Linked DNA regions of Homo sapiens: region 2 is linked to region 1. Evidence: chromatin loops called from intact Hi-C (ENCODE). Cell type or tissue: ascending aorta. All regions are shown on one strand. Each heading gives the region's core, and the rest is flanking DNA. Links, peaks and the distances in the headings are about the cores only. Region 1 overlaps BNC2 (basonuclin zinc finger protein 2). Region 2 overlaps BNC2 (basonuclin zinc finger protein 2).

The links. Peaks named below come from ENCODE experiments on the same cell type or tissue, not always from the same donor. Only the 100,000 strongest peaks of a DNase experiment are listed, where the experiment ranks them.
Region 2: a loop joins it to region 1, with 1.8 times the contacts of the local background. A loop is called at or near these places in 2 of 110 quality-filtered maps.

The regions. Positions count from the first base shown.
Region 1 is chr9:16,496,098-16,512,980 of GRCh38, forward strand. The region is part of intron 5 of BNC2 (basonuclin zinc finger protein 2); the gene reads right to left. Among named protein-coding and RNA genes, the nearest start is that of BNC2-AS1, 220 kb to the right of the region's middle. In ascending aorta, for the core only: no CTCF peak of the experiment used is centred there; no DNase peak of the experiment used is centred there; H3K27ac peaks cover 1,734 bases.
Region 2 is chr9:16,567,100-16,583,982 of GRCh38, forward strand. It overlaps BNC2 (basonuclin zinc finger protein 2), which reads right to left. Exons shown (of 7, transcript NM_017637.6): 4 at 15,884-15,986. Among named protein-coding and RNA genes, the nearest start is that of BNC2-AS1, 150 kb to the right of the region's middle. In ascending aorta, for the core only: a CTCF peak has its summit at 8,582 (motif pointing right); no DNase peak of the experiment used is centred there.

The sequences.
Region 1 (16,883 bases), core at 5,872-13,871:
AGGGTTTCGCCATGTTGGACAGGCTGGTCTCTAACTCCTGACCTCAGGTGATCCGCCCGCCTCAGCCTCCCAAAGTGCTGGGATTACAAGCGTGAGCCACTGCACCCAGCCCTTTAGAATGTTTCATTAAAAACAAAAAAACAAAACAAAACAAAACAAAAACACCATAATGATACCAGAACCCATATCTAATGTGGTTCTGTGCTTCTTTTACTAAGATAAAGAATTCGGAGTCTACATTTTCTCCCTAGTCATGATTCTGTTTAGGACACACACAAAGAATATAGTTTATTTCTTTAGAACTAGGATTGGACTATTAAAAATAGCACCATTATTGTGACAATGACAAATATTCAGAAGAGCCCTAAGTTGTGCTTAAGCACAATTACCTTAATGTCAGTTGATATTTTATGATACAACTGTGAGGCACTTTATTTTTAAGGCAGTTTAACCTGATTCCTTCATGCCTAAGAACAGACATCTAAGGTTTAAATCTAGGATTCTTAATAAGATGATTAAGCAATGCTCTGCAGTTTCTTTAAATATTTAATATAATTTTCATCACATAAATATTTACAGTTTATATTTTTTCTTGTGTTTATCAGGAGCAGGGGATCCATATCTTTTTTAAAGATGGGGAGGGGATGATCTCAACAATCAAAATATTCTACCAAGCTCTTTAGAAGCCCAGGCTATGGTGAGAAAACCTTATTCAAATATGTCTATTCAAGCCGATGCTGTATTTACCAGACACCCAGTTGCTGTTTATAGGGCTAGGATCTGGAAGGTGTTTGCTTCTAAAGGATCTTCTTACCTCACAACTTTGGTTCCATCATCACATCAGCAGCCTCTCCGCAGTACTACTACCATCATCAACATGGCATTAGATATGCACGATGCTCTTTTTCTGAAGATAGCAGAGTAATTCCACACACATTAGGTTGTGATCCATATGTTCTGCAGAGTCAGGCATTGCCTGGCAGGAAGGGGAAGGGCTCAGAGAGTCTGTTCACCCTTGTGGTCACTATTGTGCATGGCCACTCTGGTAGCCTTTTTGGAGCTCTAATATCAGAAAGGGGTTTCCTAGTCATCTCAAAGTGTGGAACAGGGAAGTTCCCTAAATACCCAGTTTATGATGTAGGCCTAATTTCTAGATATTGCAGAAAACAGTATTCAGTATCTCATTTATCCTAAAAACATTTCTGTGAAGTAGATGTAGGTAGTTATTATTCTGTCCATATTAGATGATGAAAGTATAGCACTGAAAGTTTTAATAATGTTAATCCAAGTTGGTTTTATCAGCAAAAGCAGAGACCATGCCCTTTGACATATGTCTGAATATTACATATTCTCTAATTCATGAATTCATTCTCAAATTCCTATTTATTGCTTATTATATGCCACACATTATACCGGAAACCAAGTACCCTAAATAACAAAACAGAAATGATCTCTGCTCTCATGGACCTAAAAGTTTGGTGGGGGAGATGGGTATAAATAAACAAATAGGTAAACAAATATAGGACTACAAGGTATAAAAATCGCTCTAAAGAAAATACGTAGTGGCTAAGAAAAAAGGGTAAAAGTCATTTAGATTGGGTGGCATTTAAGTTGAAAGTAAAGTCGGAATTAACCAAGTAAAAAGGTTGGGCTAAAAACATCCACCAACATAAAGGACATACTATATACCCTGGAAAGAACAATTATACAGAAAAACGCAGGTTAGCCAGTCATATCTGTGAACAGATAAAGAGACTTTAAGAAATTCTCTGTTTTCCAAGATACTTGTACATGCATGTTTACAGCAGCACAATTCACAACTGCAAAATCGTGGAACCAACCCAAATGCCCACCGATCAATGAGTGGATAAAGAAACTGTGGTGTGTGTGTGTGTGTGTGTGTGTGTGTGTGTGTGTGTGTATGTATTCCACCATATATATATTCCATCATATATATTCCATCATATATATATATTCTATCATATATATATTCCATCATATATATATTCTATCATATGTATATATTCTATCATATATATATTCTATCATATATATTCCATCATATATATATTCTATCATATATATATTCCATCATATATATATTCCATCATATATATATTCCATCATATATATATATTCCATCATATATATATATATTCCATCATATATATATTCCATCATATATATATATATTCCATCATATATATATATGAATATATGATGGAACACTACGCAGCCATAAAAAGGAATGAATTAACAGCATTTGCAGTGACCTAGATGAGATTGGAGACTACTATCCAAAGTGAAGTAACTTAGGAATGGAAAACCAAACACCGTATGTACTCACTGATATGTGGGAGCTAAGCTATGAGGACGCAAACACCTAACAATGATACAACGGACTTTGGGGACTTAGGGGGAAGAGTGGGAGGGGGGTGAGGGATAAAAGACTACAAATATGGTACAGTGTATACGGCTGATGGGTGCACCAAAATCTCATAAATCACCACTAAAGAACTTACTCATGTAACCAAATACCACCTGTACCCCAATAACTTATAGAAAAATAAAAAATAAATAAAATCTATAATCAAGAAAAAAAAAAGACCCCCAAAAAATTATATGTTTTCTTCTGTCTCCTACCTTAATTTATGATGCCTCATATTGGGAAACAGACCTTTACCGACAATGAAGAAGCCTGGATTCCAGGTCCAGCTCTACCACTGATTCTAAATCCTATTGTCCAATTCTCAGTGGCCCGCAGAGGAGGTGCGTGTCCCTGCCAGGGGTTGTCACCATCTTCTCTGGGCTACTGGATATCAAATAGTAGAATAATGTGAATACAAACAACAGAAACTCTACAAATACTAGACAGATTGAACATATTTAATAACCGTTTTATTAGTTAACACAATTACTATACCTGCCATAAGAAAAGCACAGGTATGTTCAGCACTTACAACAAACCACAATGTAATCAAATTCCCATTTTAAAATATGGACGCTAATGATTATAGTTAAAATACACTGCACTCTTACTATTTGTTGGGCATCATGCCAAGGACTTTCTTATATAAATAAGAATTAAATCTCACTTAATTCTTAGTAAATCTTCCAAGGTGGGTATTACTATTCTCATTTAACAAATGAGAAAACTGAGGCTCAGTCAGTTAAGTTACTTTTTTGAGGTCAATGTGGAGGTTACTGCTTACTTAGGCAGTCTGATTCCAGAGCCTATGTTTAGAAATTAGTTTGTATTAATCTACTGTTAATTAATTAAATATTAATTATATTACTAGAAAATGACCTGGCATTTTAATTATACCACACTAAATCACACCAATTCTTCCTCTGGTGTATCTCAAGCCCATCCCTTATCTTTCCATTTGCACTGCCATCAAATATAGCTCCTCCCTAAATATCTTTTTTTTTCTTTTTTTTTTTTTTTTTGAGACAGAGTCTCACTCTGTTGTCCAAGCTGGAGTGCAATGGCACAATCTCAGCTCACTGTAACTTCTGCCTCCTGGGTTCAAGCAATTCTCGTGCCTCAGCTTCCCAAGTAGCTGGGACTACAGGCGCCTGCCACCCTGTCTGGCTAACTTTTTGAATTTTTAGTAGAGATGGGGTTTCACCATATTGGCCAGGAGGGTCTTGAACTCCTGACCTCAAGTGATAAGCCTGCCTCAGCCTCCCAAAGTGCTGGGATTACAGGCATGAGCTACTGCACCTGGCCCTCCCTAAATATCTTAAATAGCCTTCTAATTGGTTCTCCTGGCTAAGAAAATATGATCAATCTTCATTCTAACTACTCAATTTACTACTATCATACTAAGGCTCTTGGAACTCAGCTTTCTGGATTTCATTCTTCCACTTTAAACCTTCAGTAATCCCAGACTATGAAATGGGGCCCCATTTCATAGCTGGGAATTCACAAACTCCCAGATTCTTAGCCTAGTGGCCTGCTACTCCCAACTCCTCCTCAATTCCTGCAGCCCAGCCCACTGGCTGAAACATGTCTCTAGCCACATGCATGCTGACTCTACCCTGGTTTCCACTACATTCCCTCTCTCCTCTACCCCTTTTCAAGACTATTCTCCTCACCATTCAGAATCCTACCCATCCACCAAACTCAACTCAAGTCTGATGTGTCTCATTAAGCCTGCTCCAGTTTTTAGTAACCTTGCCTGTCCCCAAACCCTGGGCATTTAATGAACATCCAATTCATTTGACTTCTTGCCAACTCCTGCATTCTTATTTAATGTTTACCCTTTTAATTTTCTAAATGTATAGCACTTGTCTCGGGAACCATATGAAAGCTGATAGCAAGAACAAACAATTTTTTTCTTTGATTTTCTAAGGGTTCCAAACCCAAAACACATAAATAAAAAAAATCTAGAATGAACAAAACATTTCACTCACTTGAAGTATATATATAGCTCATATATGACTAAACAATTACAGAGTCTACTTTGTCCTTGCCCATACAGTCATAAATGCAAGTCTGAGTTATGCTAACCAATCTTCTATATGCGCTTGCAAATTTTGGCCAAAGAATTTAGTTTTTCAGGGTGGATGGAGCAGGAGGCATGAGGGAGGGAAAATAATGATCATCCCTTAATCATTTTAAAATACAGATGTGAAAAAAGCATTTCTAGTGGCAAAATAGGACACACCCATCACTCTGTTTTAAGAGTACACTACTACTATCTGTTGGTGCTTTATACCTAAATAAAGTCCTTTTGCAGGAATGAGACAGGTGGTTATTGGGTTGTCTAATGTCTCACAACTAGTAACTAACCATCAGTATTTGAACCAATCTGTATAAGACAGTGGTGTGTCTTCTAGTATCCTGGTATAAATCATACTAAGACAGTGGTTAACAGCATGGACTCCAGAGCTAGACTGTGTGAGTTCAAATCCCAGCTCTGCCACTTATAACTATATGATATTGAACAAGTTACCTAAGTGATCTGCGTCTTAGTTTTCCTCTTTGTAAAATAAAGTTAGTAATCATACTTACTACAGAGTTGGTGTGGTAACAAAATGAGCAAATATAAGTAACGCACTTAAAATTATATATGTGCTCTCTAATGCTATTATGATTGTACAATAACAGAAATGTAATTAGCCTTTCAAACATTCTTCTGAAGGGAGTCTTTATTATTCATACGAATGAGTAATGCTTAACATTTTCACCAAAAATCTTGAGGAACAAGGGAAGTAACTTATCTCATGAGTCAGCAATGAAAACCATTCCTCAACACACCTCTTGACTGATGATAATAATGATACCAATGCTTTTTATATAACCTTCTCAAAGTTTACAACTTTTCAACACTTTTCATACATTTTACCATCACAACCACTCAGTGAGATGGATGGATAGATGGCTGGGTGTCCAAATGGAAGATGAAAGATATATAAAACCTTAGAGTCAGATGACTTCATTAGGGTTGAGTAGCTCTTGCAGAGCCTAATACATGCTTTTAGAACTAAACTCCAGTCTCCCACAGTCTGCATAACATAGAGTATTTCTCTACAGTTCACTTATCCTGAGATACATAGAAAATCTAAGAAGCATAAATAAGGGCCCTAAAAACTCTCTGTCCACAATTGGTTTGATGGAAACGCTGATCCCATTAGGGGCTGGATGAATGGCTAAGTGGGTTTTAAAAAAGCGAATGTAACCAACACTCAAAGGAAGGTCAGGAAGCTAAGGTCTATGTTACCCTGACCTCTGGTAAGGTAGGTAAGACACCCACAGAAAACTACAGCCTCTACTCCATTGGTTGAATTGCTAAAGAACAGAGAATAAGTGACTAAGCCTGGGGAATACCAAGACACTTTGCCATTTTCTTGCATATTTAAAATGCATTTCTAATTTGTAAGGGCTTTTTTGACTGCTAGTCCCAAGAAAAAGGTCTCCTCAGATAAATGAGTTTAGGAAATGTAACATATCCTTTTTTTGGTTGGCATGGAAGGAGTGGGGGTCTAGTGGTTTATGCCTGTAATCCTAGATCTTTGGGAAGTCGAGATGGGAGGATAACTTGAGGGTAGGAGTTTGAGACTAGCCTGGGCAACATGGTGAGATCCCACCTGTACAAAAAATAAGAAAAATTAGCCAGACGTGATGGCACACATCTGTAGTGCTAGCTACTTGGAAGGATCACTTGAATTCAGTTCAAGGTCACAGCGAGCTATGGTCACGCCACTGCATTCTAGCCTGGGCGACAGAGCAAGACTCTGTCTCTAACAACAAAAAGAAGTTTCTAAAAAGTTTTGAATATAGGATTGGGTTAATTTTTTTTTTTAACACAGGCTTTCCCAAACTTATCAGATCTTTGTAACTTTTAAAGCACAACAGTTACTAACATTCCATAGAATAAATGGTTTTGGGATACCCTTGGGGACACTAGTTTAGACACATTTCCACACTGTTTTGTTTTGTCTTTTTTCCCCCCCTCTTACTTCTTCTTGGGGTGAATGGCTTACTTGAAGAATATCATTCTGCACTTAGCTTTCTGTCTGCTCAGATTTAGAGTCAAGGTCTTCCACAGGTCTGAGGAAGCCACAGAATCATGTAGGAAAGCTATACAAAGTCATAGCCAGAATTGCAGGAAAATCATACTTTACATAAAAATATAAAGATGTTCCATTTCAAAAGATTGTATCAACAGTAAGATTTATTCTGCTGAAAAGAAAGTCTGTGAATTGGTATACAGGCTTTTACTTGATGAAGAGATGGGGTTAATCCCACAGAGGGCAAAACAAAGGCATAAATATCAGAAGGTGGTTTCATGTGGCCTCATGAAGTACCTAAAGGAAGAGCTACAACAAGCGTATTCTAATCTACCCTAGATTTATGGGATTGTAACTCAATCAATGAAAGCGTACCAAGACTTTCCAAAAGCACATGGAAGTTAAATGAATTCATGACAGTTAAATGAATTGTCTCTTGCCCTGAGATAAATTTTCACATGAAGAAGAGAAATTGCGCACAGTTTGCTACAGAGAGTATTTGAAAGAAAAACAGAAAAGAATATAAGAGGAAAAACATTTTTAAAGTGTAATATATATGGTTTACCACCCTCCTCCAGCCCCCTCCCACAATTTTGTCCCAAAACGTTACAACAAACATCATTTCTAAGGAACTCTGGGTATAGCCAAGAACGAGGATATTTTGAGGGTCAAAAAACAAAGCAGAATATCATTCTTCCTGGGCCAAGCTCCAAACACTATACCACGGATGTGCAGAAGGAGACAAATTAACAATCCTGTGCCTACTCTAATTCATGCCCTCACAATCCATCTAACTTTTTTTTTACTCATTTTTGTTTCCCTAAGAATTTTTTTTTCTAAATCAAAAATACAAAATACATGGGCCCAAAGGCAGTGAGGAAAGGGGAGAGGACATTCATGTTTCAGTCAACATCAGGAAATACAGTCACTCGTTGAGAACTAGGTCTCTAATCATATGGTGATAGGACAAATTCAAGAAATAGGAAAATGGGGTCAAGCAGTCTCTCAAAAAAATCTGATTAATGATAATCTGGAAGAGTGGACCTAAATAAGGCATATCTCAACTTTTTACTATCACTGATATCCACAGACATGACAATGTTTACTCAAGTTTTTCTTTGTCACCAGAATGTTATAAATATATATGGATATACAAACTACAAATCAATAACACCTTTATAAATACCTTAAGGACCATTATTTAGCAATTATGTGGGCCTCTTCATGTGCCAACACAATACACTTTTCAACATGCCAATAAACCCATTAAACATATTTATGGTGATAGTTATTAAGTTCAAGAGGTTTTATCCAGGAATTATAGTTCAGTAAGAAAAATAACCTTGTAGTGAATCAGAAAACATACTTATTCTAGTCAAGAAATGAATATACTCTGATCTTATAAACATACCCAGCACCTACAGGCAAGTCGGAATCCATATGGCAAATTTAAGCAAAAACACATCACCTGCACCTACTAGATGTCATCTTAGCAACAGCACCCATTTATCTAAGTCATAGTTTCCTCATCTGCGAAATAAGGATTATTTTCCTACACTGTATGTGAAAATGCTTATAAAGATAAGTAATCATGTTCCAAAAAAAGTAGTTAGTCATACCATTTACTGAGAATCAAACTTCTTAAAGTTTGGAATAATACATGTATTCCAGAATGAATACATGTATTAATACATGTATTCCAGAATGAATACATGTATTAATACATGTATTCCAGAATCCAAGTCCACATATTCTGAAATAATTGTCTTCCTCTCTCACAATTATATCTATTCCAAATGATACAAGATGCTTCATGAACCTCTGTGACATACTGACTCCCAAAATAGACTGGTTAATAACTTTGCTTTTTCCCTGAATTCAGATTAAAATGTAAACTCTTAAATAAAGTAGACCCTGAAAGCTGCAAGAAAGATACAGACCCTCCAAATACTGGAGATCAGTCAAGATTTGATAAATTCCATTATCTCTAGATCTTCTGTAAAAAACTAGAAATAAATAAATAAAAATTTCAATACTAAAAATGTGTTCTCATCCTGCGCTAACAAATTAGAACTGTGGAACCAGCCAGGCACAGTAGGACATGCCTATAGTCCCAGCTACTGAGGAAGCTGAGGCGGCAGGATCACTTGAGGCCAGCTGTTCGAGGTTGCAGTGTGCCATGACCGCACCTGTGAACAGCCACTCCACTCCAGCATGGGCAACACAGCAAGACCTCATCTCTTAAAAAACAAAAAACCCCACAAAACTGTGGGACCATGTAATGGTTACAAGAAGCTCAAATTCTAGGTAACATTATTTTAAACAGTGTCATCTTTGGAATTTCTTTATCATGTAGTAGGTAAAAGAGAAGACTATGAAGTCAACTGTCCAGGTTTGAAACACAACTATCTGCCACTCACAACGTAAGTTGAGGCAATACTGCTAACTTTTCTGAGCCTTGTTTCCCTCATCTGTAAAATGGAAAGAACAGAACCTATCTTCTGGGAAGATAAATGAGATAAAATGTATAAATGAGATAAAATGTATAAAAGAGATGCAGCACAGAACTCAGAAATAATTATAACTGTCAAGTCAGTGCTATCCTGCCTGAGTAGCAAATCACATCCCACACCATGCCACTGCAATTTTCCAGTAACAGTCACCACTGCTTGGGGCCCAGTACTGACATTTTTTGCTCTAATCTTTGTTTATAGAAGGAGTAAATAATCGAAACAAAGAACATTCCAGTATGCAGTGCTGATGGTTACACGATAAGGCAGGGCCAGGCACCAACACTAAGACTGGCTATCTATGAAGGTGAAAACACATAACTTTGATAATGAAGCTGTCTCCTGATTTATAGAAGCTAGGCTGTCTTAACTCTTGGGATTCAGAGCCAACCAAGGTCTGGAGAAAACTCTGCCTGGAGGGAGAGAGCCAAATATGCAGCCAGGATTTAAAGAGAGAAGATTTTAAGCTTGAAACACTAAAGCTGTTCTAAAAGAAAATAGTGCTTTAAGTTTACAGAGAAAACTTTTTAAAAGAGAATCAGAAAGATTCTGAGTCCTTATCAGTAACAGTTAAAGACAAAAAAAAATCATATATAGTTCCCTCTCCTAAATTCATCCATTAATCACAGTGCTAAGAACTTCAATCAGGTGATTTGAATTTCATGTTAGCATTCGTAATAATATTAACACCCCAAGCAGAACAAGTCAGTTTCTGAAGCTGTAAGGCCAGAGTCTCATTTTAGCACATTTGTAGGACAGTCACAGGTACACAAAGTCGCATTAACCACATTTACAATCTCTTTCAAAAATTCTGGAGTACAGCAACCAGAAACACTTCCTCAAATAAAAAGCATAATTGTAGCTTTCTGGAAGCTCTTTTCACTTTTAGTCCAAAGACTTAGTAAGAAGTGGACTCTGAAAAGCCAGTTGACGAAACTGGCACAGACACTGGGCCATGAAAGCTTTTAAAAATCTATCGCAAACTTTTCCCATTAAAACTTGGATGGAAATTGTAGAAAAGTTTTTACCTTTTTAATGGTCAAGTGTAGGTTAAAAAAAATACTGAGTTCCACAAACTTTTTACAGGCATAACAAGTTTTTAGAAAAGTCACAAAAATACTTATGTGAGAGTAGACGAAGGCCACCCACTCGGCTCTGGATGAGACCTCAAAAGACCTTCAGGAAGACAACCATTATTTGTCAAGGAAAGTCCTGGATATAACTAGCTTCTTTCCTGTGACTCTTCTTAATCCCACGCTTAAGTGAAATTATCTGCTGTTTCCTAAATAGGTCTCATGATTTTCTGACCCTGTGTCATCTGGCAAGTTGAAATTTTATCTACCCTTACTGGATCAGATAAAGTACACTTCTCTCTCTCTCTCTCCTCTTTTTTTTTTTTTTTTTTTTTTTTTTTTTTTGACGGAATCTCACCTTGTCGCCCAGGCTTGGAATGCAATGGTGCAATCTCAGCTCACTGCAACCTCCACCTCCTTGCTTCAAACGATTCTCCTGCCTCAGCCTCCCGAGTAGCTGGGATTACAGTCACCCGCCACCACACCCAGCTAATTTTTGTATTTTTAGTTGAGACGGGGTTTCACCATGTTGGCCAGGCTGTTTGTTTGGTTTTTTTTGTTTGTTTGTTTGTTTGGAGTTTTGCTCTTGTCACCCAGGCTGGAGTGCAGTGGTGCAATCTGGGCTCACTGCCTCCTCTGCCTCCTGGGTTCAAGTGATGCTCCTGCCTCAGCCTCCCGAGTAGCTAGGATTACAGGCACATGCCACCACACTCGGCTAATTTTTGTATTTTTAGTAAGAGACAAGGTTTCACACCACATTGACCAGGCTGGTCTTGAACTCCTGACCTCAGTGATCTGCCCACCTCAGCCTCCCAAAGGGCTGGGATTACAGGCATGAGCCACCAAGCCCAGCCTACACTTCTCTATAAGGCCCGCCTGACCTTCTGGAATAAAAGGAACCTTTCCTACTTTCAAAAACTTCTACAGCACTTTATATCTAGACATCTCATATTGTACATAGTATTTTCTACCAAACAGTGCAGTTATTAATAGAGAAATCTCATCTTTCTCCCTTGTCTACAAGCCTTTTGAGGGCAGTGTGTCCATTTGCTTTTTTTTTTTTTTTTTTTTTTTTTGAGACGGAGTCTCGTTCTGTCGCCCATACCGGAGTGTGGAGTGCAGTGGCTTGATCTTGGCTCAGCCTACGCCTCCTGGGTTCAAACGATTCTCCTGCCTCAGCCTCCCAAGTAGCTGAGGCTACAGGCGCATGCCCCCACACCTAGCTCATTTTTTTCCTTTGGTTTTTTGAGACGAAGTCTCACTCTGTTGCCCAAGCTGGAGTGCAGTGACACAATTTCAGCTTACTGCAACCTCCACCTCCCGGGTTCAAGCGATTCTCCTGCCTCAGCCTCCTGAGTAGCTGGGACTACAGGCACGCACCACCATGCCTGGCTAATTTTTGTATTTTTAGTAGAGACAGGGTTTCATTATGTTGGCCAGGTTGGTCTTGAACTCCTGACCTTGTGATCCGCCTGCCTTGGCTTCCCAAAGTGCTGGGATTACAGGTGCGAGCCACCGCGCCTGGCCTATTTCCTTCTTCTACGCTTCCATTCAACAACTTGCTCATATAGTAGGTCCATAATAAACACTTAGTAATAAATAAATGAACCTTAATTACACATAGCACTAGTACAAACCCAAATATAATTGAGAATATTCTCCCACTTGCTTAAAGCGGCCAAACTATTGAGAACATTCCAAAATAGAGTTAAATGGAACAGTACATAACAATCGTTCATTATTATAATACTTCACTACCAATGAGAATGCAAATTACAGAAAATTTTAGTCATTGAGTATTGATGACCTATCAAGCATTTTACTAGGCACAGAGTATAAGAAGATAAGCAAGAAATACTTTCTCTGCCACAAGGAATTTGAAGTCTAGTGAGAGAGATAAAACAGGTAACAACAGCATATAAAGTTTAAGTACTGCAACAAAGGTCCGCATTGCTTCTTTGTCCATAATTCAACACACTAACAAATTTTAAGATTCTGCTATAAACCCTAAAAGGAGACTTACTTATTCTGCTCCATAGGTCCTCAGGACTTCTGGTCAAAGACATCTTGGACTTGATCATCGCGGACATTTCCAACACATCAGTCAACTCTTAAACAGGTTTTGGTATGTAGAATTCTTGCCACATACTTGGGTAGACTGTATCACCAACATCTTGCAATTAATAATACAAAGCAACAAAAGAGACACAGTCCTTCGATCTCTCACTATTAATGCTCAGTAAAAAAACATCATAATTCTTGTTGATTCTCTCCCTACAAGACGTTCAAGCCACTATCCATTCTGTTGTATTTCTGGCATGTACATGTTGGCTTGAATATCTGAAGAAAATTCTTCTAATTTCTTCACACCTGAATTTATTATGGCCAGAATTCTTTGGTCATGAAATTTTCATCCTATTGTTCCACGCAGGTCAAAATTCTTATTGGTTCTTGGCTCTTTATGCCCAGAGGCCCAAATCCAAATTTTCATACACTATGCTAGCCCCCACAAAGTTAATTTTTCAACTATCTGCTTTTCTTCTATCCAGGATATTCTGCCTTCTGCCCACAAATCAGTCTACTTCTCTACTCTTTCCCTCCTCTGTGTATGTTTTGCACATCTTTTTTTTTTTTTCTTTTTAGGACATTGTCTTGCTCTGTCACCGAGGCTGGGGTGCAGTGGCACAATTAGCTCATTGTAACCTCGAACTTCTGAGCCCAAGCAATCCTCCTGCCTCAGCCTCCCAAGTAGCTGGGACTACAAGTACATGCTATCACACCTGGCTGTTTTTTTAATTATTATTATTTTTAGTAAAGACAGAGTCTTACTATGTTGCCCAGGCTGGTCTTGAACTCCTGGCCTCAAACTCCTTCCCTCAGCCTCCCAAAGCATTGAGATTACAACCGTAAGCCACCATGTTCAGCCAATGTTTTGCACATCTTAAACTCACCCCAAATGTCCACTTCATCTTCAGCAACTTTGATATCTAGGCACAAGTCTCACCTTCTCCAGGAAGCTGTCAAAGAAAGCCACCTGGCTCTGGTATCTTCTCTTACAGATCACCTCAACACTTAAATCCTCAAATTCTAACATATACATTTCTACTTATTGGCATATAAATGTTGGTAAATGTACTACAATCATTTCATGCAAGGCAGCTGTTGTCTACAGTCCTCGAGGACAGGAAACACATAAATGTCTCTAACTGTTGGGAGTAAGGACCTTGCACACATAAGTTACTCAGCCAATTTCACTAGTAACATTGGTATCAGACATACTGGGAATCCATACCACGTCACAAGGTTTTCTAAAACAGTATTAAGAAACAACCGACTCCTCTGTGCATATCCATCCCAGTTACAGAAAACCAGGATAGCAAAAGGAACAGTTTAAACTGAGAGTAAGTCAAAGTTACTAACCTGGGTAAAAGTAATTCTGAAGGCTTCAAAGATCTATTCAGTTCCATACCAAAGTATAAGGTTCCAAAACCTGTCAAATTTCTATTCAGGAAAGCAGGAAAATTGTTATCTGGCCAAAGAAAGCAGTATTACTTGCTATTTTAAAAAGAATCTCCAAAGCTCCAAGTTATAAAGTCATTTAACTACTAAAGAAGAAATATGTAGAGGTTGTTTGTACATTTCTAAGAAACAGAGGTCACCTGGATGAACTTTCAACTGTAATGGTTAGCTGACATGGTTCTCTGTCCAGATTTTGGGTTCTAAAATTAAGGTGACTTTGAGTGCAAGTATTTTTGAAGATTCTAGGCTGTTTCCAGGTCTTACACTGGTTAGACCATTTTTTCTTCTGGTGTCTAGCAAATGGCTAAAAGACCTGTTTGTATCTCAGATGTTGGAGAAACCGTTCAGGAACAATTCATCTCTGCAAGGCTATGAGTCATAACACATTGCCACGGTCAGGGAGACCTCTGTTAATCAAGGAAGCGCTAGCCACACATTCACTCAAGCTGTCTTAGAGAAGCTGGCCTCAGTGCCCACTGTTCTTTTTCCACAGATCATCAGTCATCTCTACAAAAGAGAAAATGTCCAACTTCCTCACTGGGTGGACAGCCTCCTGCTAGGCCTGCATCCTGGTTTCCTTTCTGCTGAGTTGCTGATTTTCCTAGAGGTGCACAATAGCTACCAAAAGGAAAGTCTCCTACTTCGTCATGAAAAGAAAGCAAGGAGATCCACTTAACGCCCCTCTGTAATAAAATTAGGATATAAAAAGGCAGGAAACACAGAGGTATCTGACCTCCTTTCACGTACTCTTTCTTCTTTCGCTTACCCTTACATTTGGTGTATAATCTACAAAGTCAGGGAAATTCACCAAGTCCCGACATAGCTACATGCTGTATATATTTGCACCAGCTCTTCAAATACAAGACCTAAAACTTGGTTAATTTCTTTTTCCTAGGTCAGAAATCAACAGATAAGCCTTTACAGATTTTTGAATCATTTCCTCTTCCTCAAACTATGGCACATGACAGGATAGGGAAGGTGTAGAGGAAATTCCAGGGGAATAAATTGACCTACAAATGTTATCAAATTTTATCACTGAGTGATGGATGAAATTCTCAGGTGATTCACTGCCAGGGTGGTATTTGGTGCTAAAGTGAGGGAACTGAAAATTTAACTGAGCTAGCTGGCTTCACTTTGTCTTTAATCTGAGTAATGATTGCGAGATTTTACATGGGCAAAATATTACATTTCCTTCCAGATGACCTCAATATGCAATTCTCATTGAAATACTTTTTCAGACCTACACATATACCTGAAGGCTGTCAGGAAACACACATTTGTTCCACAAAAGGCAGAGAGAAGGATAGGCAAAACTTGGAATAGCCACTTAGCTTTTGTTTAATATGAAATCTTTCTCAGAAAAGCTAATGGAGATCACTAAACTTACTTTTTTTTTTTTTTTTTTTTTAAGAAACAGGTCTTGTTCTGTCACCCAGGCTGGAGTGCAGTGGTGCGATCATACCTCACTACAGCCTCAAACTCCTGGGCTCACAGGATCCTTCCACCTCAGCCTCCTGAGTAGGTGAGACTACAGGCACCTGACACCATGTCTGGCTGGTTTTTAAATTTTTTTGTAAAGAAAGGGTCTTGCTATGTTACCCAGGCTGGTCTTGAACTTCTGGACTCAAGGGATTGTCCCACCTCGTTTTCCCAAAGCACTGGGATCACAGCCATGAGCCACCATGCCTGGCAATAAATTTACTTTTTTTTTTTTTTTTTTTTTTTTTGAGGCAGGGTCTTGCTTTGTCACCCAGGCTGGACTGCAGTGGCTCAAACATAGCTCACTGCAGTCTCAACCTCCCAGGCTCAAGTGATCCTCCTACCTCATTCTCCCAAGTAGCTGGGACTATAGGTGTAAGCCACCATGCCTGGCTAATTTTTGTATTTTTTTGTAGAGACGGGGTTTCGCTGTGTTGCCCAGGCAGGTCTTGAACTTCTGAGCTCAAGGAATCCATGGGCCTCAGCCCCCCAAAGTGCTGAGATTACAGGCGTGAGACACACTGCACCTGGCTAATAAATATACTCTTAACCTAACTCCAGGGGCAGAAGAATAAAGACCTTTTGCCGATAAAGTAAGCAAAGGTATTTTTTCATGTATCATAGAAGTAATACTATTTCACCAAAACAAGCACAAGGCCATCACACTAAAGGATTTGTGTACTTGTGTGTCTGTGCCAGCCAATAATACATTAAAACATTCATTTAAAATTCCATCAAAAGTGCTCTCCGTAAAAATCTCATTATGATACTTATAATACTAATGCAAATATATACAACAGAATCAAAAATTTATGTGAAACCTACTTTTATTTGTTTGAATCAAGCGATTAATCTATTGATCTATTTTACCTATTAATCTATTGTATACACATGTGAATACACACAAACATAATTTGAAGAAAGCTTCACACGCATTACCCTCCTCAATATTAATATTTTTTCTTTCCTTGAAGTGATGAGGAAATGAAATCCTTAAAAGGGTGTTTGATCATCAAATTACTGATGAAATTATTCTATTCTGTCAAATAGAAGGACTGAGTACTTTTAAAAATCATGCTATTTCAACATGTGGTAAATAAAATTCTGAGCAATTTAAAAAGTTATTGTTACTGAGGACACTAAAATATCATGAGTCATAATAATCCTCAAGCCAATAACTCACAATCAAACTGATGAGAGCTTGTTTCTGCCTCCGTGGCATAACCTGTAAAATGGGATAATGCTGACACACAGCAGTCCTAAAGACCAATAAAGGTAACACACGCGCACACACACACACACACACACAAATAGAACCTGAGCACAATGTAATTAAATAAACAACCAACTGAACTAACTTGTTGCATGATGACAAAGGCACATCTAATAAAACTACTTTGTTGTTTTACTTTATACATTTATTTGCGAGGTTAGTATGTGGACAAACACATCTTTTATGTACACTATAAAACTTTGATGTTTTAAGGGGTTTCTATAAAAAACTAGTAAGAATCTTTTTGATATAAAAGTATCATTTTTCATCAAATAAAACAATCATCTCAACCATCAATTAGTTGTTTTACTGGAGAAGGGTAGCACTGGCATAAAGCATAACTTTCTTCATACAAAATAAACTTTTAAAAAATAATGAGATATGGCTGGGCGTGGTGGCTCATGCCTGAAATCCAAACACTTTGGGAGGCTGAGGGGGGAAGATCACTTGAGGCCAGGATTTCGAGACCAGCCTGGCCAACATGGTGAAACCCGTCTCCACTAAAAATAG
Region 2 (16,883 bases), core at 5,393-13,392, 71 kb after region 1:
TTCAATAAATATTTTGATAAGATCTATAGTTTTCCAAAGGAACATGGTGGCTAAGCCACAGGACCCCAAAATGACACTTGAGTCTGAATGAAGAAAACTCATTTATGTGGGAACAGAATTGCCATAAGGACAACAGCTGAGATTTCTGTGCTTCATTAATGTATGTAATATAAATGTAAAATGAGCATAAAACATAATGCAAAATGGGTAATAAATGTAAAGTAATATGTACTTTTAACTATACTGCTAACTTAAAGAACAAAGTAATGTCCTTTATAAAATTCAGTTTTCAAATGTATAAAATAGTGCTGGGGGTGGGTGAGGGGTAGTTATAAAAGAACACATCTATCACATGAAATGCGAATAACAATTTTTTATTTCTATTTTAAATAACAGGAATTGCTCCTCAAACCTTCAAATAAATTAAAATAAATGTAAACCTGTAATTCTACAGACTTCACTTCCAATATTTTCTGTGAAGGTCACAGAAATAAGAACATATTCAGATACTTTTTTTTCTTAATGTAAGAGTATAAAAGTGCTTTTCACTGATCCTACAAAATTGGCTCTCAGTGATAGTTTATAGTTCTTAGTTTTCCACAACTTTTTTTAAACACAACTTTCCTTAAAAGTCAAATTCAAGTGACTCAGTTGGTTTCCACAGGAATATGCTCATTTCAGGTCCTGAGGTCCAGTGGAGTCCATCTAGCTGTTCAGGCATGGCAGTGTGAAGCTAGCAGCCATTCAATAAGATAAGAAGTATGTGAAGTACAATGATTTTTCAAAACCACTTACTTTGTAGAATAAAACAATTAAAAATCTGTACGAAAAGGGTCTAAATGGAAACCTGTTATTTCACTAATTTTCAGTCCTGCCCTGGATATTTCAAAATTTTTAATGCTAATTTGAAGTAATTTTACAAGTTAAAAAAGAAGGCTTATTCTTTTATTTTGGGAGAAAGCCAAGTGAGCCTTAAATTACAAGGCTAATTGTTTCGAGAACTCTGGGTCTCTTGCCTCAACTCCCTTTAGAATTCCAAATTACAAGCATCAAGTGGTCAGCTTTTAGGAGCTCTGGATCCTAGACTACTATTTGAATTTCCAATAGATTAACATTTAACACACGTCTTTAGGGATTGTTTTTATGAAACTCTTTCCACGATTACTTTAAGAGTTCTAAAAGTTGTTAGCGATGAGATTTTTATTGGAGCAATTTCTGGGGTCAGATTTTAAAGTTTTCATTATTTATAAACAGAATATTTTTACCACTCCTATCTCAAATGTCCAGGCCATAACCTCTGAATTTATGAGGGTGGTGGCTCTTCATTTTTGCTAATACGACCAATAATTTTCAATTATACCACACTTCATAATAAGCACACTATACCCAATATAATGATATGTCATTTCAATGTACCTAGCCCATGCACTTCCACAGGTTTAATGGGATTTTGCGTATTTAGAATTTCATCATAAAGGGGCCCTTTGGAATCATTATCACATCAATCCTTTCCCATTGTAAGACTCAGCTCTCTTACCAGGCAAAAGCATCAGGGCTCAAGGCAAAGACTTAGTCTACTCTTAGATTGTAAGCTAGATCCTAATAAAAGCCTTAACACTTGGGGAGAACATTAATATAGGGCAATGATGACACATTAAAACTTTTTAGTGAATCAGGAGATCGTGAAGGCAGGCAACAATTGTGATTAAGAGAAAAATTTCTTATGACGTGAAGTAATATTTAGATCTGCACATTTTATTCACTACTTCTGGGGGAAAGAACTATGTAACTGGGAGCAAGTTAAGTACAAAATAACTCATGTTCCATTTAAGTCACAACTTTCTAACTGTAACTGTCAAGGTTGAATTAATTAGGATATTTAATACCAAGGCTTGCTTCTAGAGTTTTTTTTTTTTTTTTAAAGAGAAGAAGAAAACGAATGGTATTTAGCTAAAAGAGTTGATCCCCAAGTGTGGTGATAAAAACTGTCAACCCTTATGTACAAAGGGTTTTTTTTTTTTTCTTCAACAAATAGTGTGTCAGTGTTTTTTAAAATGAATAAACTCCACTGAACCTCTACAAATCCTCATTACATTACTATACCTTATATACATTATGTGAATGGCCCTTGATTTTTTTTCTCATCTCTTAATACATGAGGGATAATGTATAAATACTCTCATGGTTTATTATGAATGTAATTCCAAACTGTAGGGAGGGAAGAGGGACAAAAGTAGTTCCAGTTAAGCCCCACTGTCCTACGGATTTTAATCAACCTCAGTTGACATGTAGCTTTCAGGGTATGTGGATATACATACACATATAAACACCCACAATTAGTCCAGGGTAGACACTGAGCTCCACTCGAGACTATACAGCCAATATTTCAAACTGAATGGCATTTCCCCCTGTGGCCTTACGCATAATAAAGTCCTCAAAACAGACTTTGAAAAGCATTAAAGTCTGACTGAGGCACACATAAAAGTATTTCACCACTCGGTTGTTCAGAAGCTCTCTCTCCTGGCTAGTAGATTAAACAGGTCCTTGGTTATACTTATTCTCCCGCTTCTTCTTTCTTACATGGCCCACTTTTGGGGGCATGCCTTTGCTCTTTTGCAGCAACTCCACATGAAGGTGGTAACAGGCAAAGAGAAAATTTTATCTGCAAATTTGACAGTAGATCTAAGAAGAGATTTAGTAACTGAATCTACTTGCTGAAACCAGGTTTGGGAATTATTATTATTGCCACTGCTGTTCTATCCAATCTCCAGTTGCCTCAGCCAGCTTAAAGTTGGCTACACAAACCCTGCTTTATCCAGTTTATGTACCAATGGATTTAATACACAGTACACTGACTATAAAACATATCTCATTTTAAAAGTAACTATTGAGATTTGCTACCTGAATTAACTATGTACATCCTTTTATTAAACAAAAATACGAATTCTTCTGTAAGAAAATAATCACCCTACCCCCCAGTTATTCACTTTAAAGACTTAATTTTCTTAAAGGAACATATATCTATATAAGAATTTCATTAAGCAAAAAGTGCAAAGGCAAGGCATATTTACTATTTGATAAAATATATGCTTTAAACTATCACATGTGAAAAAATATTTCAAAATTGAGAGTCGTGGTATAAAAAGCCAGCATCTGGTAGGGAAATATCTAAAAGAAAGAAATTATTATACTCAGTCTTGAAAAAGAAAAATGAATGTCACCTTTGTGTCACAAGTAATTTTTCCTCCTTCCCCCAGTAATTCAGGCTGAAATCTCACTCTAAATCTATAATCAATCTGTTTTCCCCACTGTAATCCCTTAAAATCTCTAGGCTATCACACACACTTTTGGCACTGACGTGTGTTTTCTTCTGGACTGCTGGATTTGCTTAATGCATATATCAAGTATCAAACTGCTTTGTATCAGTAACCGGTGGGATAAAAAGACCCTATGTAAAGATTTCCTCATAAAAACGGGTTAAGAGGGCAGTCCTAGGGCTTAGGAAAAGTCTAACCTAACGAAATCTTAAATGCACAAGTAGAAAATGTTAAGAACTAAAGCAGTATCTGCCGATTTTTCCACTAATGTGATCAACATATCATTGAGCAGATAGGGAAACCTAAAGTTACCATCCCATTCTCTATTAGTGGGCTGTTTGACATGTATGAGTTATCAACAAGGCAAAAACTCTTTTGGGATTTAGACCATTGGCAAAACGAAAGTATTTTATACCATCACACATATTTAATGGAGCGCAAACTTTCAGAAAAGAAGTGACATCTGAAATAATGTGAATAAAGAAACAGAGGGGATATATTGGTTAGTGCTTTGAATTCTGTTTACTAATTTGATCATGATAGTAACCCTAATTTCTAATTAGAAAATTTCTAATTAGATAAGTTCAATTAATCAGTACCAACGGGCACAATCAAAAGAGTCAATACAAATTGTAAAATGTAGCAATTTTTCCTTGAGATATTTTACTGTATTTAAAAACCAGTAAAAGAAAACACTTGCCAAATTCATTTAGTCTCTGACTGAGGCACACATATGTGATCTCCTAATTTACAGCTTGCACATACAGATGTTCACACTTAGTAAAAGGGCTTCTTAATAGCTTTTTTTAATTAAAAGTGTGTTGATAATAGGTGTTTTAAATATATCCAAACAACACAGCTGAACTGACAAATGCCTGTCTTCATGCCTCACCATGTCTCACATTGTAGCAAGATTTTGTAAGAGAGAAAAGGTTATATGATTCATTCACATATATATAGGATAAATGTTATCCCCCAAGAACTCCAAATGAAATCTTTCATTAATTTTTCCTTCTATGATCTGTTTCCAAGTAGAAAATGTTAGATAGCTACTCGGTTTATGTAGCCGAAAGCAGAACCACACAGCCGTTGCTTGCTGCCTGCAGTTTTTTTCCTTTGCAAAACTTTGAACCCCATCCAGCTTTGACACACTGCCTCTTCAGTTAATAACTATCAAGTTTCCCCTTGTCTCCTGTCTACTTTTCTTTGAGGCAATTGCGCACTCAGCACCCCGAGATAATAACACACATCTATAAGATAAAAGCAATGGCATTAATGTAATTGTCTGCCTCTCTCTCTTTAGCCTAATCTTTTTTTTCCTTCAGTTTTGACTGCCTGTGTGACACCTGTTTTTGTCTCCTCTGATCCTACGACAGGTTTTCCGCTGACAAGGTTTTTGCCTGACACAGATTCTGCAGACAAGAACATAATAAAATATGAAGAACTGCTTGTCAGAGTTTCTGCCAATGCTCACATGAAATATAGAAAAAAAAATGACTTTTTTTTTAAGGGGCCTTGTGATGGTCGCTTTTGGCATGTCAGAAAAAACACCTCCCTAGCCAAGTTCTCCAAGCCAAACAGGTGTTTTCTTTTATGTTAGAGGTTGATTTGTTTTTTAATTTTTACTGATAGTGGAAAACACGATTAGCCAAAAGGAGGCGGGTGGGTAATGTCTTACCCTCAGATTTTTGCAGGCAAAGGAATATAAAAAAACTGGAAAGCCGAAGGTATTTCACTCAAGATCTTATCTTCTGAATAAAACAAAAACACCAACATCTGTTAATGATTAAACAAATTTAACTTCTCTAAAATTTACTTCCTGGATGTTTGGGCTGCTAAAACCTCCCACTTACCTTTCACTTATTTTGTTGTCTGAAGACAGAGGGAAACAGCAAAGGTGAAAATAGAATGAGAACTGGAAAAGAAAAACGCACAAATGGGCATAAAGACAAGGTGTTTGTGGGCTGTGCTTATACCTTAAAATGGGAAGAGGCTGCTGGAAAAGCAAATGGCAATTAGGAATCTGAGTGAGACTTTTCCATAAGCTTAGAGTTTCAATAAACCTTTGTTCCATGCACCACATGAGATGCTGCAGTATGTTCCAGCACACAAAGGTGAAGTGCCCTTCCTGAGCTTTTCAAGTTAGTGGAAGGATCAGTATTACCCAGAAACCTCTGGTCTCAGCAAAGTGTATTGAGAAAATAAAGAAGGGAGCACTTAATTGCTCCGGGGGTGGGGAGTGGTGGTGCAGAGGGGAGTAAAGGGGTGGGAATCCCACTTTCTTGATGAACAAGGCACAGGAAAAACTGGCCAGGATCAATAGTGCAGCAAGCGTCAAAGTACGAAAAACTGGGAAAGAGTTTACAGTGGTGACTCAAGGGACAAGAGCCTGGATTTAGGGTGTTAGGATTATCACACCAATTCTAACTACTCTGCCACCAAACCACTTTAACCTAGGCTTTAGCTCTCCAAATATATTCTCTCATACCTAGAGCCTACGATTACCACGTCTAATGGAAATATAATTTATGGCCGGGCACGGAGGCTCACAGCTGTAATCTCAGTGCTTTGGGAGCCAGTGCGGGAAGATCATTTGCATCTAGGAGCTTGAGACCAGCCTGGGCAACAAGACGAAACCCTATCTCTACAAAAAATACAAAAATTAGCTGGGCGTGGTAGCGCACACCTGTGGTCCCAGCTACTCAGGAGGCTGAGGTGGGAGGATTGCTTGAACCCAGGAAGGGGAAGTTGCAATGAGATGACATTGCACCATTGCATCTGGGTGACAGAGCAAGACCCTGTCTCAAAAAAAAAAAAAAAACAGAAAAAGAAAAAGAAAGAAATATAATTCAAGCCAAGATACAGAATTTTAATTTTTCTAGTTTCAAGTAAAATAGTAAAAAAGTGATGTTTAAAAACGTATTTGACATGATAAATCAAAAATATATGGAAGAACAACTCTTAATGACTATTTTACATTCTTTTTTTAAATAAGATGACAGCTCCAAAATTTGGTGTACACTTTATACCTACATCACATCTCAATTTGGACTAGCCACATTTCAAGTGTTCAAAGCCATAACAGTGGCTTCCTTATTGGACAGCCAGGTGTAGAGTTGCCTTTACATTTCTTGGCGAGTAGAATCTAAGGCCCAAGACTGTCCTTTCAATTAGATGGGTTTGCATTTAAATTTGTAGCGTCACTTGACTGTACAGAAGGCAAAGAGGCCCATGAGGTCAAAGTGGGGATCTCCCTGGGTACCAGGGAGCAGCTGAACGAAGAGAGGAATCTCACTACTGGGCCTTTTAACAAATACTGGTTACAAGTCTATCCAGTTGTGGTAATACTTAAAGTAATACTTAAAGCACTTCTTATACAATTCTTTGGGTATATGCGAACTAATAACAAATTAATTCAAGAACCTTTTGAAGATATATAAACATCTACAAAGGCAAAACCTGGTAAGAAATGGGATGTATAAACAACATTTTAGGGCTCCCAGAATACAATTCAGAGTTATCTTTGAAATACTGTACTTATCCAGCAATTTCACACTTCAGTAAAGAGGGGAGAGGAGTTAGAAGTCACCATTTATGACATAATAGAGAAGGAAGAGTGGTTGAAAGGATCAACATGATATTGCTGAGGCATATGGGGTCCTTACGACCCAGCCGAATCTCCTAGTTTATCCTGAGTAAAAGGAGAGGAGTTGAGTGTGTTTCATTTATAAACCCTTCAATTTGTGTTCTGCTTAACCTGGTGAACTCCAGTTAATTAAGATGCTCCTATAAACAATTAAGCTTCCTGTAGGATCGTTAGCAAGATATAAAAATTTATGATGTAATAAAATGCAATAAAATGATAAAGTGGCGAGCCCATCGAAGCACTTCACATGCAAAAAGACAGGTGTGAAAATAGGTAAAAGTAGCCTTAATCCTACCTAAAATTCACCTACTTATAGCTTTTGGATTTTTAGCAGGTAAATATTACTATAATTTATTTTAACTGGCGCAATTCTCAAAATGACTTTTGGTGTAAAATATTCCTTACTGTGTTCAAATAAGGGCTCAAATGACATTTTAGGGGAAATGGAAGGTATGGAACTATACTGGATTTGCTTGGGAAAACAATTTCACCTACGGAACACTTGGTCCAACAGCCAAAAGAACTGGTGACCTGACCTCTGCAACTGCATACTGAAGAAAACCTTCCCTGGAAGGAGAAATAGTTTCATCCCAACACATTCCACATTCGTACCTTAAGGGAGACACTAGATATTATCATTAATATTGATGTTTAATATTATTTTATTGACTTAGCAATAACAATACTAGCTCCTAAAATTGTTGTGCCAGAATATTGGGCTAACCCTACTCTTTCATGTAATCCTCTCTCAAAATGAATCTGTGTTATTTAGATGCATTGCTATTATTATCCGAATTTCTCGATGAAATAACTGAGTCTTAGAGAAGGCATTACTAACAAAAGGCAGAGAAGGGATTTGACCACTGGCCTGGCCACACCCAACTTTTAATCACTCTACTTTGCTAAAACATGTCTATCATGTCCACAGTGTTGAAGTCTTACTTTTATAGGAAGTTAGTGATAACAGCAACTAACACTTATTAAGTGTATACTATGTATGAGGCATCTGGATTATCTCATTTAATCTTAGAAGAACACTATGAGCTAGGAGCTATCATCACTCACATTTCACAGATGACAGAACAGAGAGATTATACAACTTGGCAAGATTCTACCTACAGTAGGTGACAGAGCCGCGACGTGAATGTAAACAGTCTCATTCAAGAACAACATTCTTACCTATTTTGTATATTGCCTCCCATTCATTCACCCGAAGCGGGATACAGCTCTGTGTGTTTCATTCTCAACACCCTCCCACGAAACTCCTTACCAGCAGACCAGCAGTGACTACACTGGAGGCCAGGTCTTGCCAGCCTCACTTTATGTTCCATCTGAATAAAACATAGCTAGGAAAAAAAGAAAATCTGGGGAGCTAATAGGCAGACAGCCCAGGACTTTGAAGGGGAGGCACTGTTTGCGCTGGGTTTAAAGAAAATTTAAGGAGTGCAAAGCACCATCCAAAAAGTGTGCAGGCTGAGAAACAAATCAAAAGCTGCTCAGAGACACAATAAGAAAATACTTAGTGCCATTAATCAAGCACCAAACCTTTGCATTTATGAGGATGTCTTCCCTTTAGAGCTTATCAGCAGTGATCAGCAAGTAAAGGAGAGAGGCAGAAGAGGGCACTGTGCCCTCAGGTCAAGCCCAAAAAAGCCTCCTGTGCCAGGCAGGAAAATGGCCTTGCTTTTGCTCTCTAAAACGAAGAAAAAAGTCCAAGGACTTTGCTCATGGAGAGACCAGAATCCAGCTGCCTCACCAAAACTAGGAGGCAGCTAAAAGCTGTTTTCCCTGAGCAAAAGAGAATTTTGCAGCTAGGCAAAGCCGGGTTTCAGCATTTACAATCTGGAAAAACTAAGTCCACTAGAAAGACAAATTCTTTAAGCAGATACTGCACCAGCTTCCGCTTTTTCCAAACGAGTGCACCAAGGGAAGAAGACGATAGTGTTTCTATCCTTGTGTTTCTGAACAAAGCCCTAGAAACATTTCCCCTAAGGATCTGGTTCTTACTTTGCCACTGCTAAGCATGTACTTCCCTTCCCCTGAGGACTCAAATTAGTGCCTGTGCTACTGTTCACCAAACCCTAAACACCCCTCTGGAAAAAAATTTCTACGAAAGAAAATGTTGTTTTCGTTGGGATAGTCTCCAAGCCAGAGCTTGCTGGGAACATTATCTCCCTTTGTCAGACGAAACTTAGTTGTTTTTTAGTCTCCTCTCTTTATCTTGACACATTTACAAATTATCATATGGACACTGTTGTGGAGTCACTCAGAATGAGCATGATATCACAGAAATGTCATGCTTTATTCTTATGATAAAGGAATTTCTATGCGGAGTGGGAAGGAGAGAAGACTAGGGAAGAAAAGAGATTGGCAAGGAAAAGACTGGACTACTTTAGTTATGCTAGGTTTTGGACTCAAGTCAGGGAGAATATTAGAGAGTTACCAGTTGGGAACAAACCACTTTCACAGATATTTAGACAATTTATAAGAACATAGACTGGGACAAATAATAAAGACATGTGAACTTTCATAGGACAAAATGAAAAATTACTTGTTTTGATCTGCCTTGCTTGTAAGTCCTTACAAACTACCATGCCTCCAACGAACTTGAGGAATTTGTAAATAAAATACTGAGATCTCATGATTCTAAATGTAGGACTGATATAATCAACAGCTTTTTTTGTTGTTGTTGTTGAGATGGAGTCTCGCTCTGTCGCCATGCTGGAGTGCAATGGCACAATCTCGGCTCACTGCAACCTCCACCTCCTGGGTTTAAGCGATTCTCATGCTTCAGCCTCCCGAGTAGCTGGGATTACAGGTACGCACCACCACACCCAGCTAATTTTTGTATTTTTAGTAGAGACGGGGTTTCACCATGTTGGCCAGGATGGTCTCAATCTCCTGACCTCCTGATCCACCTGCCTCGGCCTCCCAAAGTGCTGGGATTACAGGCGTGAGCCACCGCGCCTGGCCCAAAACCTTTTTGATTATAGGATGCTTATGACCAATAGCCCTGATTTAGGATTTATGCAAATTGAGTCTGAATAGGATTTTCTTTTAGGTATGGGCTTGCCAGATTTAGCAAATAAACATAAAGGACTCTCACCTAAATTTGCATGGTAATATTTATATTTAAAATCATTTATTGTTTATTGATATTCAGATTCAATCAAAAATTCTATATTTTCTATTTGGGTGAAGGTCTCTATAAATACCCCTGGTCTGATAAGACATATCAAGTACAAGCTGAAAATTCAAATTCAACCATGCTGAGAAAAAAAAAAGAAAAATTATATCCAGTGAATACAAAAAAAAAGGTTTGAAATTAATGGGTTATATGCATATTAAGTCTTACAGTACATTAAACCATAAAGCTGGTTGGTATATGATACTAAATTAACTTTATACTTCTCATCATTTCCGTGGAAGAACTGAAGGCTACCTGGCACAATCCTTCATGTATGAGATAGGTTTAATAAATATCTACTGACTGATGATCTGGATGATGTAGACCAGGTCTGCTTACTTTACATTAAAAAAAAATCAGGAGTTTGGAGAAAATATAGGCAGGAAAAAAGCTGGCTTAATTAGTAAATAATTAAAGTAATAATGTAAAACTATCTTTTCCTCGAATGAAATGCATGCAGTAAAAGGAAATCACATTTACAGAACATAATAAAAGAAAGGTCTCAAAATTCCAGTGCAACAAGCATTCTTGCAGGCAGACCTCAGCCAAAGGAAATAACACTGGTATTAATTCAGATCTCTTGAAAGTGAATGAAGATTCTAGTATTCATGCAGCTTGTTGGAATGGTATATCCTTTCATTTAAAGTCAAAGAAAAAAAAAGAAAATAATTTGCACAGAGAAAGCTGCTGTGGGTGCGTTAAGCTATAAAATGTATTTTTTATTCATCAAGTCTCATATTCTTGCCAAATGCTCACCTCACATACCTAGGAAACAGTGGAATTAAAAAAAAATTTTTTTTTGTTTTTTTCCAAAAAAGAGATGGTCTTAACAAATGAGCTTCATCAGAAGAAAAAGTTACTGATCTAGTTTAAAAAAAAATTCTAAATGAATTACCTCTGTAAAATCTGCCCACCTCTTTTATCAAATACACAAATCAAATATCATGGGATAAAAACAATTTTCCAGTTGTACTGGATTATCATTAAATATTTCCTAAAACGCCTTAGAATTCAGTTTGTTTTCTTTCTTATTTTTACTATTTTATTTACCTTCATCTTAATGGTTTAGAAATAAAGTCCTCATCTAAACTATGGACATTAAAACTAACTTGCAAATATTAAACAATAAAAATGGTTTCGTGCAGCAGTCCTCAACCTTTACATCATGCCTCCTGTTTTTTTTCACGAAGACAGCAAACTCCTATTGGTAATGCTTCCTGTTAGAAGCAGGTATTCTTCAAGGGAGAATAGTAAGTAGGACTCACTCCCACCTGCACCCAATGCTGAGTGTATTCTAGTTGTACCAGCTAATTTTTAACATTCTGTAAAATATTTGGCTGAAGTCTGAATTCTGTGAATGGCCAAATTGCTACTCTAGTGTGGAGGCAAAGGGTAAAAAGAAAAAAAAAAATTACATCACCAGAAAAGGAGCCCATTACTGCTCTTATCCTGATATCTTAATCTTATTTTGCCACTTTCGAACCAAAAAGAGCTCTAAAAAACTTTTGTTGTTATTGTTTTTCAAGCCATACTCAGATTGTTTTAGGTGAATGAAGGAAACGCACTGAGAAGATAAAGCAAACAAGGGAAAGTAAAAAATATAGTATTTATAGTATTTCAGTGAAGTAGTGGCAGTAAACTGGAGTCCTTTTACAGAGACTTGACAGAATTAGAAATTCTGAGCCATTTCTGGCCCATCAACTAAATTATTACAGACTAGGTATGGCCATCTTTTACCAAGAGAAAAAAAAATGTTTAAGTAAATTCAATAAGCCCTGCTTTCTATTATCAGAGTGAAAGAGCTAAGATTCCTTAATGTGGGCAGGGTGGTGGTAAGGTAGGAAATCCTTTATTAATTTAGTGGGAAATACCTACTGGTATTCAGAACTGCTCTGAGATTCCTTCCTCCCTTAACTCAATAGTGCTAAGGATTTTAAGAAAATACTCTGTGAAAAGTAACACAGCCCACTAAGTATTAATAATTTCAAAACCCAGGTGTTGCAGTATAATGAATTAATCACTCTTTAATTTATTATTTTTTTTTTATTTTTGAGACAGAGTCTTGCTCTGTCACCCAGATTGGAATGTGGTGGCATGATCTCAGCTCACTGCAGCCTTGACCTCTTAGGCTCAATCAAACCTCCCACCCCAGCCTTCAAAGTAGTTGGGACCGAGAGCACACGCAAACACACCGGACTAATTTTTGTACTTTTTGTAGAGACAAGATTTTGCCATGTTGCCCAGGTTGGTCTTGAACTCCTGGGCTCAAGCGATCCACCTGTCTCAACCTCGCAAAGTGCTGGGAATACAGGCTGTCAGACACACCACACCCAGCTTTTAATTTTTTAGAAACACATTTCTAAAGATTTTTGTAAAGTAGTTAACGTCAACAACTTACGCAGCTTTAGTAAGCAATCTGTAAGTCAACAGAGAGAATGTGCGTGTGTTTCTGTGTGTGTACATATACAGAGACACACATATGTGCATATATATGGTAGATAATGACCCATGAAATCCAACATCTTAGGAATGAACTGAAAATGCTGTTAACAAGGATAATTTATTCAAGAAAGGAGGTCAACAAATTTCTAAAAATCTGTTTTAGAGAGAATACATGATTTTGGCATTTGGTTATTTTTTAGCAGCAGATATTAAAAATTTTTTTATTGACATAATGACAGGTAGAATGCATTCAGTGCTACCATGAAACCATTCTGGGCAATGTATCTTGGTAGTTTTGTTGCTGTTCCATGCATTTCAGAGGAAAATTACACACTAGAAAACCCAAGTCACTTCCTCATTGCCCCACACCCAGGACACTGCACAGTATAAGGCAGCCGGAAAGAATGCTGTGTTTCACCTCTGAGCAGAAGTCATTGGAGACACGATTTCAGGGTTTCTGTGCAGAGAGAGGGAATGAAGCAATTAGTTGTAATGCTAGGGGCAAAAAGAGTGGGTGCTGTCATCCCACTGCCAACTCCAAGGCTAGAGGCCAACCCCTCACTGCTGTATTTGGCCTCATGAATGGGGAGAGTGTGGGATTCACATGCTTGGGTGTATGCATTTTGAGCTGTATACAGATATCTCCCTGTTGTGGGAAAAAAGAGGTCAAGGTGATAATTGTAAAGGAAAGAATTAGAATACATTTTGCTAAGGTCTGAGAAACACCAAAATTAATATCCTAGAAACATAGAATTTTTAATGGTACAGTAGAAAAAGCACAGTCTGGTGTAACAAAAACATCTTATTCAAGTTGGGTGAAAAATGACATTCTTCAGAAAGTCCTCGAAACAATCACTGGCCAGGAATAATTTATGTTGTTCAAGAAGGAAAAAACATTGCTTTTTCCTTTACATTACTAATGTAATATGCACATGGACATTAAATAGATAAAACAAACTGGTGACACAGTTAACTTTTATACTCCAAGGCTACCATAGTAGATAGATAATGATAATACAAGATGGCTTTGGCAAAAATGAGAGCGAATAAATGAAACGCCTTTGTTCAACGACTGGCCTCCCCTTTAGTGCTCATCTACTGTCCATTTTACTTTTAATATGTATTAGTTAGAAAGGCTTCATATATTTTCTCTTTAATTTTCATAATAAGACTGTAAAGTAGGAACTATTAATCCTATTTTACAGGCAAGAAAACTGAAGTCCAGCAATATTAACATGTCATGAGGTGACAGAGCCAGGATTTGACCTCAGAACAGTCTACAACCAAACTGCCTCCAATATTCATATGGTTCTGATGAGTTTAGGATATAAGCTCTGTACCTATTACCCAGCAAAACCAATACTTCTTCAGAGAAAAAAAGGATATTTGGGAACTGTTATGGGCTTGTGTTCTCCCAAAATTACTATGTTGAAGTCATAACCCCTACTACCTCAGAATGTGACTATATTTGAATATAGGGTATTTAAAGAGGTGATTAAGTTAAAATGAGGCCCTTAGGGTGGGCCCTAATCCAATCTGACTGGTGTCCTTATTAGAGGAAATCTGGATGCACAAGAAGACACCAGTGCTGGGCACAGTGGCTCACACCTATAATCCCAGCACTCTGGGAGGCCGAGGCTGGCAGATCATGAGGTCGGGAGTTCGAGACCAGCCTGGCCAACCTGGTGAAAACCCGTCTCTACTAAAAATACAAAAATTAGCTGGGTGTGGTGGCGCATGCCTGTAATCCCAGCTACTCAGAAGGCTGAGGAAGGAGAACCGCTTGAACCCGGGAGTTGGAGGTTGCAGACACCAGGGCATGCTCCCACAGAGGAGAGACCATGTAAAGGTGACCATCTACAAATGAGGAGGAGAAGCCTCAGAATGAAACCAACCCTGCCAACACTTTGATCTTGGAATTCTAGCCTCCAGAGCTTTGAGGATATAAATTTCTGCTCTCTAAGCCACCCAGCCTGTGGCATTTTGTTATGGCAGCCCTAGCAAACTAATATATGAAGAGAGACGAAATCATTGAATGTAGTAACATAAAGAGACTGCAGAAGTAAATGCAGCTCATCTGTTGTTCAAGACTGGACTGAGACCTGTTGCTGATTTGGGCCTTGTTAATAAAGCAGGAAAGCGCTCTATCCCTGTGGGCATGAAGGACTGCAGGATTGTGGCTGCATGGTGGAAACATACCCCTTCCCGGGTATTCCTCTCAGAGTACTCTCTCTCACAGAAACATGGCTGAAATGTCCCCGCAACTCCATCACACACGCCCTCACAAGCAAGGTACATGATAAATTAAAAGCATTTCGAGGCATGGCCCAGTGTTGTTACCTCAGATGTTGCTAGAATAACATGACATTTATAAAAATACAACCCACTGGATGTTTGGCACTGCTTGGGAATGAAGAATATGTCCACTTAAGAGGCAATACCCGGGGCTGTCAAAAAATCTCAAGCCAGGATTTCTTTTTATAAACATTACCTATCTTTTTAAATTCTACAGTCTGGGAGGTGGAAAAAAAAACGTCTGCTTATTTCCAAGTCTCCTTTTACTTAAACAGAATAAACATAAACCATACACAGGAATATGCTGAACGCTCGGTCAGGGCACACTGACAGAACGGCTCTGTGCACCTGGCAAAAACCCTCAACACTCATATCCTTCGCGTGGGGTCTCCCCACCCCAGCACACACCTACACAGAGCTCACACTCTACCTACGTCGACCACCTCCAATCCCCATGCACACTGAAAGGGAGTATTTACAGGTTATATTTTCAGATACCAGCCAAATAATGTTCCCGTTCACTCTCTCGTCCACCTGAGACCATACAACATTTAACATCTAGAAGGATAAGCTCAGCCCCGAGCACATACGACAAGGGTGAGCAGTCATCGAGGAGTTCTCAAGCAAGGAGGATTTGCCAGCTTCCCTCTGAGGTCCAGGCCCTGAAAGGCCAACTGTGGTATGTTTGAGTTTCCATCAGGCCTGGTGCTTGCTGGCTGCGCCCATGCTCAGTAAGAACTTCACAGCCCAACTGTCCTATAAACATCTTGGCCTTCTGCTGAGAGCTGCTCGCCTAGCTCCTTGGAGCTGAGAATATGCTGTTTTAGAGCCGCAGGCTGAATCTTAACTAACACTTGGAGCACAGCTGACCTCTCTCTTCTCCAGGCCAGTGACTCCTCTAAACAGACACACACACACACACACACACACACACACACACACACACACGAACATGAACATAATAAGAACGGGAAGAAAAGCCCAGATTTTCCTCACCATGTGCCACCCAGCCATGTTTACACTGATCACAAGTCCTCAGGTTAATCTTCCCTGGCTGAAAACATTCACATGTGCAGTTTACCAGTGTGCAACGGATGGCCTGAAAAATAAAGGAGGAAAAAAAGGTCAGCATCTGTTCAAAGATACTATACTCTTTTCACCATTTCAATAAATATTGCCCACTTCTATTTTTAAAGATTTTATGATGGTAGGGGCCTGGAGAGTTTTAAAAATAAATTTAGATATCACCAAAATCTCTTATTAAAAAAGGTAAAGAAAACAAAAGCTCATTCACTAATACAATGTTTTAGGTCATTCACAGTAACCTTTAAATTACAAACTTAGAATAAAAATAAAGGATTACATATTCGATAAGATACCGGATTTACGACATCACAAATCCAAAAAAGAAAAAAGTATATTGCTGCTAATATATATTTCCACTTAAATTTCTCTACTTGTCAATAAAGCAAAAAATACACTGTAACAAAATAATATTCAAGTGAAATGTTTGTGAAAGTAAAATATGGCACACAAATATTATTATTAGAATATTACTTTTCTTCTGCTGAATTTCAATTAAATGTTGTGCTAAACTCTCAAATATATTTTAAAGACACTCCTGTGCTCAATAAGACCTAACATATTTCTATTATTATTTAATCACATCCCAATTCCTTGAATATTTTTTATTCTATTTTCGTTCCTGTTTTGAAAAATAAAAAACAATCCTCCTCTTATTTCAACAGTGACATAAGAAAGAAAATAAGTTTAAATTTTGGTTTCAGATCAGACATGGAACAGAAAAAATCATTTATGTGAATATTTTATATCTGGAACAGTACACCTGTATTGCAGAAAACTGAAAAACACACTTAAAAATCTTTCATTTCCTTATAACCACTTTAAAAAACCATCTCACCAGTTAATATTATAAAATGAATCCATAGAAAATTAGCATAAATGGAGTGTAACTTTTTATGAATAAAAACCTATG